Linked DNA regions of Homo sapiens: region 1 is linked to region 2. A link is a contact called in ENCODE Hi-C data. All regions are on one chromosome and are shown on one strand. The core of a region is the stretch at or near the end of the contact, and the rest is flanking DNA. Distances in the headings are between cores, read along the strand shown. Region 1 holds the start of TMED7-TICAM2 (TMED7-TICAM2 readthrough). Region 2 overlaps DCP2 (decapping mRNA 2).

Region 1 (6,463 bases), core at 424-2,923, 2.6 Mb before region 2:
ACAATAAAACCATCAGATCTCATGAGACTTATTCACTATCACCAGAACAGCATGGGAAAAATCTGCCTCCATGATTCAATTACCTCCCACCGGGTCCCTTCCGTGACATGTGGGGATTATGGGAACTACAATTCAAGATGATATTTGGGTGGAGACACAGCCAAACCATACCATAAGGATAACAGTCTTTAGATTTAGGGCCCACCCTAAGTCCCAGGATGACCTCATCTTGAGGGCCTTAACTTAATTACATCTGCAAAAGCCCTATTTCCAAATAAAATCATATTCACAGGGGTGGAGGGGTTGAAACTTGGACATGTATTTTTTAGGGGGACACAATTCAACTCACTGCACACATTTACATAAATAACACATCTTTTAATAAAAATATTTTCGAAATAAAAATTTAGCAAGAAGAGTGACCTTATTTTTGTAAATCTTTCATATCTAGATTTAAGGAAGAAGCTGGGTGCTCATTTCCTTTGATATTCAATCTGTTATGCTGTTTTGGTTGAAATATATAATGAAAATCCAGCTTCATACAGATCATTACATACCCTCTGAAAGGGTTTCAGGAGGCTTCTGGGGACTTCAGAGCAACACTTGAGAACCACTGCTCTAAAGCATATACTCCATAAATATATGTAAAATGGAATTTCCAGGCTGTGGCTACATATTCCAGGCTATATATATATATATATATATACATATATACACACACACACACACACACTGTATATAGGTGTGTGTGTTCTGTGTGTGTATACATATATTCTACTTTATTAGATAATGGCACATTGTTTTCCAACTTGATTAACCAATTTACTTTTTCACTAGCAGTGTATAAGAGGTTTTGTGGCTCTATAAGTCGACCAATATCTGTTATTGTTACACTTAAAATTTTTGCCTATCTTGTGGTATGTAATGTATTGATTGCACTGTGACGTTTAATTTAACAAAAGTTCATCTAGTGCTTGCTATGTACCAACCACTTCTAGGTACTTTTTCCAAATATTGGTACTTTGTAATAATTCTCTATGGTAGGTGCTATTATCTCCATTCTACAGATACACACTGAGGCAGAGAATTTAAGCAAGTGGCCGGACGTCACACAGCCAGTACGTGGCAAAGCAGGGATTAAGCACTCCTGCAGTCTGCTCTTAGAATTCGCGCTCCTTGCCCAGCTGCTTCCCCCAAATATTTATTATTACTTATGAGAAAACTCCGCAAATTGCAAAGCGCTCTACCACCAACGATTAGCACCCTAGGGCAAAATGAGCCCTTTACCACTCCCTAGATGCTCCCCAGCGCTAAGTTCCCAGCGGAGGTTGCAGTGAGCGCAGATCGCGCCACTGCACTCCAGCCTGGGTGACAGGGCGAGACTCTTGTCTCAAAAAAAAAAAAAAAAAAACAACAAAAAAAGCCAGTGATTGGAGCGTAATTACCCTCGCCAACCGCCTGTAACCACGGCGGCCGCCACGCCCCGTTTCCTGGTCTCGCCCCTCTCCGCCCACGACTCTGGCCCCGCCCCTCGTCCCAGGCTGCAACGGAGGCAGAGCCAACGCCTCGCGGGCTTCCACGTACGCACTCCAACGCGTGTTCCCGGAGAAGAACGCATCCGGGTCACGGGAGCCGGTGTCTCAGGCTCCGCCCCTTCACCCCCCGAAAGGCTAATCCCCACTTCCGACCCTCTCAGGCCTTTTCCGCTTCTCTTTTACCTCCCCAGGTCCGCCCGTCTGCGCCCCTCACAGGAAGCCGGAGGGTCGCTCTGATCCCGAATCTCCCACAGGCGTGAACCTGCTCTGCTGTGTATCTTTGCGGGGTGGCCTGCGCTGAGGCCTGCCGCGCGCGGTGAGTCCGCGCAGACCTGACCCTGCGTCTCGCAGCTCGGTTGAGGCCGCCGCCGCCTTCTCGGGATGCCGCGGCCGGGGTCCGCGCAGCGCTGGGCGGCCGTCGCGGGCCGTTGGGGGTGCAGGCTGCTCGCACTGCTGCTACTGGTGCCTGGACCCGGCGGCGCCTCTGAGATCACCTTCGAGCTTCCTGACAACGCCAAGCAGTGCTTCTACGAGGACATCGCTCAGGGCACCAAGTGCACCCTGGAGTTCCAGGTATCAGGGGCCTAGCAGTCCCTGGGCCCCAACTCGCGGCTCCAGGATTGGGGGTGTAACTTGAGGGATGGCACTTTCCTGTCCGTGTTTCCCCGTTCTTAGGCTAATTCAAAAATCGCTTCTAGGTAGCTGATGCCCAGCATTTGACTTTCCTCTAATAAACCTTGGGTGAGAGATGTTAAGACCGGGTGTTAAAATATATGAATTCCAGAAATGCTCCCTTTAGCATTTCTTTCCATCTCATTTTTAAGGCCTATTGAACTTTCTTCCTTAAAAGATTCCCTTAAAGAAAATCATTTATACTCTGTAGTACCCAGTGTCAACCCTCTACTCTCTAATCCACACCTCCAATTTAATTGGATTTGGAGTGCTGCCAATGTCTAACTTCATTGCTTTTCAGTTTTACCAATATTAGGACTGTTGGTTAATACGGTCCTTGTCATTGGAAGAGCTCCATTACAGGTTGAACGGCCATTTGCCAAGGGAGTTGTAGAAAGAATTGCTGTGATAAATGAGAGGCCCCTTCTGATATTTGGGATTATATAAAAAAGAAACTTTAACAGAATGTGGTTTATTCGGTTGGTTAGAACAGTCTTTACTGAGCTTCAATTTTGGTTGGTAGGCGCATTTAACATTTGAGTAGCTATTGAATACTAGGTGCCAGTGGTACAGAAGTGGTCGAAACAGATAGGGTCACTGCCATCATTCATGATTCCCCTCTCACCCTGCTTTTCTTAACTGGTATCTGCTCATTCATCAGAACTGTGCCTTAAGAGCAGTAAGTAGGATCCATGAAGGAAGACTTCCTTTGGAAAATTATTTTAAGCTGAACTTTAAAGGATGAGCTATAAACACCTTGGTAAGGGAGGAGGGGGAATAGCCTGTGGTAGTAGTGAACACTGAGAATTTCAGGGCCATAGAGAGAGGTCCAATATGGTTGGGAATAAGGAGCCAGAGCAAGGGGGTCAGCAGGGGCAGGCCAGATAGTGTCTTGCTGACCATGTTAAGGATTTGTTTTTCCTGAAAGTGTAGGAAGCCATCAGAGGGTTATAAGCAGTTCAGTGATATGACGAGAATATTCTTGGTAGCTGCATTAATAATAACTTGTGCAGGTAGAGAAGTGATGGTAAGATGTTGCAGAGCGGATGTGGAAGGCTGATTAGGAGGTTATTATGGTGGTCTAGACAAGAAATGATAGTGGCTTAGAGTAGAGTGATAGCAGTGGGGTAAATGAAAAGTGAAAGGATTGGAGAGAAGGTAGTAGGTAGAATCAACAGGACTTGGTAATGATTTGGCTATAGTGGGTCAGGGAGGGGAGGCCAAGGATGACCCTTAGGCTTACTTACCTTCATGGATTAGCACCAGGGGACAGAAAAGAAGATAGCAGGAATTGTGATAAAAAGTATAAGCCGACATTTTCTTTGTTTGAATTTAATAAACATTTCCTGGATTTTTGTGTATGCAGACTCAGTGATTAGTGCTAAGGATACTACTACAATGGCTAACAAATTAGCATCTGTTATGTGTAGACAGTATGTTAAGCATTTCAGGTATGTTCTCAGGAAAGCCCGATATGAAATTGTTATAGCTCTTACTCCTTTTTTACTGATGAAACTGAGGTTTAGATAGGCTAAGAACCAAGGGCATAAAACGTAGAAGTAGCTAAATCAGTAACGCAGTCCCAAGTTAAATTCTTAACCACTTTATTATACTACCTCCCAGAGACTGACTTTGATCTCAGAGAGCTTACACAGACATATATAGTCATAAAATGTTAAATGTGACAATAAAGGTACACACTAGGTATAGTGCTGGCAGGAGACAGAAGGATCATCAGGGGACATTTAGCTGAGGAGCTGATGTTAGAGGTGAGTCTGCAAGATAAGTAGCCGTTGCTCTACAAGGCGGCAGAGGAGAGAAGAAGGGGCCCCAGGCAGATATGTTCATGACAGTTCCAGCAGGCCTGAAATTAGCCTGAGCTATATTGCTAACATTTGTGCATGGCATTGAAAATACACTGAATAATAATAGTTTTGTGACTATAGTTATATTTATTAATAGTCACAAAACTATTATTATTAGCTTTAATATGAAGCTATTATAATAGCTTTGTGACTGTGAGTCCAAGGGCTTTGGGGGCAGTTTGTACCAGTTTGTCAACATTATTTATTGGTAACAATGAGATTGATGATTTGCTCCTGGTCTTCATGAGACCACACCCCCAACCCAGAGCTCTGTTGTTGAGACTAGCTGCGTAGCAGGAATATGCCTATGTGACCAGCAAAATATTTAAAAATGCAATCAGGACTCTATTTTGGGTTGCTTGGTTCCAGGGTGTTTTCTTTGCACACTTGGGTGGTTCCAGATCTGAGAGAGTATATGTCTGGCCACACACCTAACAAAGGGAAGCCGAAGGAGCCCACACCTGACCTTTTCAGATCTCTTGCTGTGAGGCAGCCTTTGGCTGTAATGTTTTATATTCTTTTCCTTTTGGGGCTCTTTTCAGTCCCAAGTTAAATTCTTAGCCACTTTATTATACTACCTCCCAGAGACTGACTCTGACCTCAGAGAGCTTACATAGACATATATAGTCGTATAATGTTATAAACTGTAGATTTATAACATAACCTACAGTAATAAACTGTAGATTTGCAAACACTGTCATTTTGATCCGTGTGATTCTTTAGCAAACCCTGTTGAACTGCACTGTCAGTGCAGATGTAAAGCAAAGACTTGTTCAGAGAATTTCTGGTAGTCTGGTATTTTAGGAACATAGAACGAGTAAGGGTGTGAATAAAAGAGGTTCTGAAGCTACCTGGGAGGAAGAACATGTGAATAGTATACCATTGTTAAGAGGTTTAGATTTGTCTGCAGGCCACAGGTAATTATCAAAAAGTTTTTAAGTGATTGCTCAATGGGGAATGAGGAAAGATGGGGAGATGGGCACCCCTTCTTCCCAGGAGACATTCGGCATCATTTTAGGAGAAGGGCAGCTACCTGCATCTAGTAGTTAGAGACCAGGTATGCTGTTTAACGTGTCACAGTGCACAGGACCATACAGCCTCCTACAACACAGAATTATTCAGTTCAAAATGGGAATAATGCGAGGTTGAGAAACCCTGAGTTCGAGGGAGAAGATATTGGGTAGTGGGAAGACCTTTTAGGAAGTTGTGGCAATAGTCCTGTCTGGATTGTGGTTTCGGAATGCGATGAATTTGAGAGGGGCAAAAAGATTGAGAGATTTGTGTGATCATATGGATAGATAGGGACAGTTAGTTTGGGATGATCCTCAGTTTCAATAGTAGGTGATTGGACAGGTTTAAAGGGATACTGTTAAGTGAGATTACTTGTTTTAAGTTTGATGGAAGAGAAGTGGGGTGATGATAAGTTCTGGTGCTATTCGGTTTGTATGTATGTGTTTGATTATTCAGAATACAATGGTCAAATACGTATAATTCAGTATAGCAAAATGAAGTTATTTTCACCTGGAGAAAAAGTTACTGACTTTTTGGTGAGGATGGGGATTGGTAAATCCCCAATTGATAAGACACTTTTATATCAAAACATTTTATCTGTATATTAACATTTACATATTTTTACAGTTTCATAAGTGCATAATTATTTTCATTAGATTATCAAAATGATATGTAACATAGTTCATTAGTCATCTTCTCTCAAGTGAGAAAAGGTCACACAGATCCTTCTTTTAAATCCAAAGTTTGACCTAGAATGTCAGGATGCTAACCAAGAGAGTTCAAGGTTGAAAATAACAATCTTGTGCTCCCCAATCACATGGTGGTTTGGGAACCCTTCATTCAACCCAATGTGTATACGTTCACTCTGTTCACCTCTCTGCACTCCCTCTTTCTTCCTACTCAGTTCTTTCTCATGTAAGGAAGCCTTTCTCTTTAATCCTTTCCCCCTTTTGTCTCTTACAATACTTATCCAGTTACCGCAGGAAAAATCTCTCCCTCCTCTGTACAACCCAAATGGCTGGAATTGTAACTGATTAAGCATAAGCCGTGGAAAGTAGTTCCACAGTTCTGTTCAGACTCATATCACCTACCTCCAGGCTTCCATTCAGTATGTTTGCCATTAAGTACTGGCTTTCTAGATAAACAGACTTGTTGTCCTTCATGTTATTTTGTTTTTGCTTTAATCACAAGAGTTTCAACAATATTTTATTTAATCAGTTACGTGTCTCTCCTCAAAACAAGGTTGTAAATGATTATATACTTTTAGAATAGCCCACTCCGTTACTCAACTTATAGTGTAGTTCAAAACAAAATGTATATCAAATTCCATATAACTGACTATAAAAGAACTTAATAAATGTAATCTATTTGTAATTTGGC
Region 2 (6,255 bases), core at 1,804-4,303:
TGATACAAATTCCACAGCCTTCTGTTCGCTGGAGGATACTCCAGCCACCAGTTCGGAGGGCAGACAGCTGTATCCTAAAAGCAACCACTGAGAGGCCAGCAGTGAGGCTGCCCATCTCCAAAACGAAACAACAGATCAACTGGTATCAGTCTAGAAGGACCAGCTTTGGGGTGCTTTGATCACTATGAAAATGTTCACTGGTTTCTGTCAATCATTTGGTCAAAGTTAGTTCCTGTGATTTTTTTTTTTTTTTTTTGAGATGGAGTTTTGCTCGTCACCAGGCTGAAGTGCAGTGGCGTGATCTTGGCTCACTGCAACCTCTGCCTCCTGAGTAGCTGGAATTACAGGTGCCCGCCACCATACCCAGCTAGTTTTTTTGTATTTTTAGTAGAGACAGGGTTTCACCATGTTGGCCAGGCTGGTCTCGAACTCCTGACCACTGATCCACCCACCTCGGCCTCCCAAAGTGCTGGGATTACAGGCATGAGCCAATGTGCCTGGCCATTCCTGTGATTTTTTAGAATTTTTCACTTTTCATATAAAGTTGCATTTTATCATGAGGAAAATGTTTTGGCTGAAAAACATATGCCCCAAAAAAAAAAAAATCAGTTTTCACTATTTTTCCAGCTTGCCTAGGGAAACGTCCTCCCCTGAGCAAAGTGGGATGTGCATGGCTCTTTTTTGTGATTAAGCAGGCATCAAATGGGCAGTTTTCATTTTCACTGACACAGAAACATGTGGCTGAAGCAGGAATAAAATCCTGCCTACTGACTTCTGTCTCCATTCTTGCTCCAGGTAAAATCAGAGAACCTCCCCTTCTCTGAGAATTCCCCCAGGCAGAGGCGGCTCCAGCTCCTGTTAAGGGCCCCAGTTTTACTCATGCTACCTGACCTTAGTTTTAGTACTTTCAAATGTGATTTGGGTAAAAACTATTTTGCAGGCAAAAGTGTTAATTTTTTATAAATATGTATAATAAAAAAGCTATAAAAGTTTTTCCTTTTCTTGTATTTTTCAAATACTCCCCAAGACACAATCCTTGAAGGTGAACTAGGTGGCACTTGATTATGCTAATTGTGGGAGCTACTGAACTAAACTATACTGATTAAATTAAATGCTTGCAGGTTCCTGGGTAATTTTCCTTTGTGAATAACCTGGCGCTACCTGAATTTTTCTCTAACAAACATCTCCAATGAGGGTAAACAATGATCTTGATTCTAATTTATATGAGGTTAAAAACCTTCAGATTTCGTATTTTGAATTGTTCTCCCTAGTTTCCTCAGTGGTTACCCCCTTTTAGTCAGTAACCATCTCTGTTCAGAATTCAGTCTTTGGCTTTTGAAGAAATGGGCACAGAGCCAAAGGACCCATTTCACAGTTCCCTTGGAATATATTTCCCATTGTTGGACTGAGGCAAACAAAACCAACTGTGCAAATCACAAGCAAAAGAGACTTCTGTCCGTAGTTGCGAGTGCCATCAGTGTGAGCTTACCAGCTACAAAAATCTGTCATGGACTGGGGAACAGTATGATTCCTTATTGAAACTTTCATCCTCATCGGCTGGCTTGTCAGCGTTCTGAAGTTAATATCCATGCTGCCTGAAACAAATGTTATGTTTAACTAGCACTTAACTTTTAAAATTGCTTAATTCTCCTTTCAGATGCATGCACTAAGTCTTCTCTGAGCCTGCAGCAATATTTTAGAGGGACCTCTTCTAAGTCAGAGCCTTGACATTCTACTCCAAAAGGAAGTCCAAATTAGAGCCCATAGGCTTTTTCTTAAAAGCTGTTAAGGAGTAGTAAAGAAAGTTACCACTCTAAGGAAAACATGAAACTATCTGAAAGTCTTCTGGTTCCTAACTGGATACAGATTAGATTATTTTAAATGAGAAAAAAGTGCACCGTAGTTACCCGATCAAGATTGGACTGCCTGTGTCCCTGGCATGAATTAAAGAACCTCCATAGTTGCTTGTTCCCTTCTGAAGGTGTTTCCTATGGCCCACGAGAATTATAAAGCAATCACTTTTTAAGTCTATCAGTCAACCTTAATAGCTCTCAAGAGTTTCGATTATCAAGCTTTAAAGTGATAACATATCAAGATGACTATTAAAAAATAAACATCTCTGAAAGTGTCCTTTCCTCCATAAGGCTTTAAACAATTTGCAAATTCTTAATTGGGAGTATGTCCCAATCATTCTATTAAACTATTTACAGCTCTACCTACTTCTAGATTCAGCAAACAGAGCTACTAGTTAGAGTATTTTGAGAGCCAAAATAGTAAGAGACTTCTGTAATGGTTGAGATTTCTGCACTGACCTTAATTAGGGTACCGCCATAGGGCTACCAAAGTTTTTAGTGAGGGCTGGGGAGGTGGAGCATAAGTAACATTTTTTTTCTGCAGAAGGTGATGGCTTTGTAGAACACTATAAAATTTTTCAGGAAAACATACAGCAAATTTTCTTATCCAGTGGGAACAGCCTATTTGACAAGGAATGATATACAAGTTTGATTCACCTTTGAGCACTCTTATAGAGTTTACAGAAGAGGCGTAACTGGTTACAAAACAAAAGTTACGCCTTCACTATCCAGTTCTTAAAGTTTATCCACATCCTACAAATCTTATGTTCATGTAGGTCAGGTTAAAGTAAGCTCCAAACTTGTGGCCTTCAGAAGCATCTCCTGTTTAACACACCTGAAATTACTCTAACTTAATACATTTGTATTCTCTAAGAAATAATGCTGACTGCTGTCACCACAGCATCACTGATCTCTCAGTGGCTGTTAAAATATAAACAAGTGGAAAAAAAGTATACAAGTTGATAGCAGCTGTTCATGTATTCTTGTTTTGCTAATACCTGTGTAGAGAAAGACAGTTTCACATGCAGATCACCATACATTTTTGCTTAAAGGTTACACTGGGTAAACTGTTTGTTTATCACATTACATCTGGGTGAGATTTTGCATGTGACCAAGAGGAAGAAATCATTCAGTCCCGGAAATAGCAACTGCTATGTAAAACCACATCCTTGACTAGTACTTCATCTTTCCACAGTCATCCATCTGCTAATCAGGTGAAATATCAGCTCAGCAGAACAAAGCAAGTTATACACAAATTTCCCCCACATTCACACTGATGCCGTACTTAGTAATTCTGGTTCTACCATTCCCTTTTGCACTTTTTGCAAGTCAAATTCATGTGGAAAAATGTTCTGTTTGTAGAACTCATAGTATTCACTTATAGTGCTCATGTCAGGAATGGCAAGTGAGTAAGAGCCCCTGATAATCTGCTTTTGTTAGAACGTAATGCAAAGATAATAAAACATGTCCACTTCTTTTCTAGTTCTAATCAGTTTTTAGACATCAAGATTTATTTACTTTGCATGAGATTTGTTTCCTATTATTTGAATATGTGCTATACACTTGAATTAGAAAAACCTGCTTGAATGTATTGTCAGTTATTAAAGCACATGTGACTAAGTTTGCATTTGTCAGTATTGTTCTACTGTTTGTACTGAAAGTCTCATTTTAAAATTGCTACTTAACACTGTACTATACCTTGTAATTTTTTAGATTCTCCACTTGTATTCTTTAAATGTTTCCAGATGCCTTTAGTTTTAGCTGCTGTAAAATAGCTACTTTGCGTTATTTGATATAGAATTGTTTTTTAAAAACTCCATTTATTTATACAGAGACATTTATAATATTTTACAAACATTCTTATATTCTGAATAAATATTTCTAATTCCACAGTGTACCTTAACTGTGTTATTTAAAGGGTAAGGCTATCCTTCTGTAGAACTGTGATATACATGCAGGCAAATATCAAATCCATGATGCTTACATGAAATCAAGAGCCCTAGTCAAAGCAGGGGTCTAGAAGTAAGACTATTATTAGATCAAAATGGCCAAAGAACCCTCATTTATAGCCCATTTTTAGTTGGCTTTTTAAAATTTGGCATAAATAGGAAGTTATCTATTGAAGAGAGTCTTTTCCCCTCTTAAAGAAAGATCATTAAAATGGAATGTAATCAAGGACTGGAAATGCAAGGAAGTCATATAGGACAACAAGATGGCAAGCAGCTTTGCAACACATCTGTTAGAGAAAGATTACAATGTTCTCAAGTTTTCACTATGGAAGCAAAGTAACTTTGACAGTAAGTATAACACCTTAGTCACTCTCCTTTTGAGAATTTAAAATAAAAGTTACTATCATATAGCTGAGGTCTCTAATGGAAAAGAATGTATTTCTTTCCCCCTTGAGATCCAAAGTTAAGTATTCCTATTGCAAAACCTGATTCTAGCACAAACTTAAGAATTGCTGGATTTTAAATATCTAATGAATTCACATCTCAAGCCCTACACTATAATCTTGCTTTAAAGCAACAAACTTAATTGTTTGAGGTATTTTCATTTTTGCAGAGACTCTCGACAATATTTCTTCCTGGGGGTTTTTTTTTTTTTTTTTTGGTTGTTTTTTGTTTTTTCCAGACAGAGTCTTGCTCTGTTCACCCAGGCTGGAGTGCAGTGGTGTGATCTCAGCTCACTGCGACCTCTGCCTCCCGGGGTCAAGAGATTCTCCTGCCTCAGCCTCCCAAGTAGCTGGGACTACAGACACGCACCACCACGCCCAGCTAATTTTTGAATTTTTAGTTTCACCATGTTGGTCAGGCTGGTCTCGAACTCCTGACCTCGTGATCCACCCAACTCAGCCTCCCAAAGTGCTGGGATTACAGGTATGAGCACCGCGCCCAGCTTCTTCCTGTTATATAAACATACTTTTATCATGTTCATCTCATACTTGCCATTTTTATTGGTCCAAAGAGCAACCACAATGAGCAACTCAGAACCTACGATGATAAATAACAGTAGCAGAAAACCAGGCTAAGGTGGTAACTAAAACCGCCCAAGCAGCCAATTTTATTGATAGTACATTACAAACAATCTAACACAATGATGTTTTTACAGAAAGCCAGTATCTGAACAACCTTCCATCGTTCAAATTGTATTTTGTAAGATTAAAAGGCTTTTAGTTTCTAACCTATTATTTACATCAAAAAGCTTTCAAAAAGTTAGAGCATAACTGTTAAGACATAGGATTTTGTTCATTTTCTCAGTGGAGAGTACAGAGTACAGCTGACATTCTAGTGGGTCTTTGGAAGTACAGTAATCCTGCAAACATTTAAACTCCAATTCACAAACATGAATCACCGGAAATCCTTTGATAGTCATACCCAACAATACAGGTAGTCTTTATCCTTTCGTTAACACTGAGGGAAAAAAACAGTTGCTGTTCAACTACAACAACATAAATCTAGAAACAGAATGAAACCTGTTCCAAATGTTTCTGTTCTTATAACAAGGTGAACACTACAGGTGTTTTGGGGTTCCTTTTCTGCTATCAGTAAATGTTTGACAATTTCCAAAAGAGCACCAAGAACTGTATACCACCATGAACAGAATCCCTTGAAGTAGATTCACTTATAGTCTTTCTCCAAGCATTAAAATGCCCTATAAGGTAAAACAAAACATTGCTATAATCTAGGCAAAAATTAAAGGTTGAATCATTTCACATAAGATAAAAATAATTACTAAAGAAATAAAGTTCACAAATCTACTTGGTTATCACATTTACTCTAAAGTCTGGTTTTTTCATTGACCATAATATATTTAGTGAAACATTTCCTCAGTTTTTGTCTACCAGCAAAAGGTCTCAAAATAATTTGCTTAACATAACTCAGCATAAATATCTTCACCTTTTTCCGACTAAAACTTACTCCCAAACAAATTGTTTTAAGACTATGTATCCTCCATTAACATCTTTAAAGCATAATGTAAAAAGCCACATCAAGTCTTCTTTTGGAAATAGGCACAGTATTAAAAAGTCAAGTCTTACCACTTTCCCATCCAAACTAATCTGTATGCCCTATTTCGGTTAGACAAAAGGCAATCTTATTAAGAGAACTTCACTTAAAAATGCTAATGCATGAACTGTAATTCCGTTTATTTTATTCTGAAATGAGATGGTTTTAAATTTTTATTAAAGCTAACAGATAAAAGTCTGAATTGTACATGGATCTAGGATAAGTCAATAATTACCAAGGATGATTTTTTAAAAGTACTATAAGGTATTAAGCTAATAAGCAAACTTCAAAACAATTATTTTTTAAAAACAGACATAAAGCAAAATAGTTCATGGTTTTATTGTCCTTCCCTGTTTTTGTTACTGAAGAAAAAGTTTCTAATATTTGTAAAATGGAAG

What was found. A loop is a pair of places that touch in the nucleus more often than their neighbours do. Pooled maps may share reads with other maps.
Region 1: a pooled map shows a loop between it and region 2 (6-fold over the local background). The contact joins the promoter of TMED7-TICAM2 here to the enhancer-like site in region 2. A Hi-C loop is called at or near these places in 3 of 50 pooled maps.

Annotation. Positions count from the first base shown.
Region 1 is chr5:115,621,246-115,627,708 of GRCh38, reverse strand. It overlaps TMED7-TICAM2 (TMED7-TICAM2 readthrough), which reads left to right and starts at 1,673. Exons shown (of 4, transcript NM_001164469.4): 1 at 1,673-2,108. The coding sequence starts at 1,917. It overlaps TMED7 (transmembrane p24 trafficking protein 7), which reads left to right and starts at 1,673. Exons shown (of 3, transcript NM_181836.6): 1 at 1,673-2,108. The coding sequence starts at 1,917. RefSeq lists an enhancer at 1,608-1,777 and a silencer at 1,948-2,017.
Region 2 is chr5:113,019,594-113,025,848 of GRCh38, reverse strand. DCP2 (decapping mRNA 2) reads right to left here. Exons shown (of 11, transcript NM_152624.6): 11 at 3,654-6,255. MCC (MCC regulator of Wnt signaling pathway) reads left to right here. Exons shown (of 19, transcript NM_001085377.2): 19 at 1-3,743. Among named protein-coding and RNA genes, the nearest start is that of DCP2, 46 kb to the right of the region's middle. Within about 2 kb of position 3,053, at least 6 of the 41 ENCODE cell types and tissues checked have a DNase peak (open chromatin) inside an H3K27ac peak, as active enhancers do.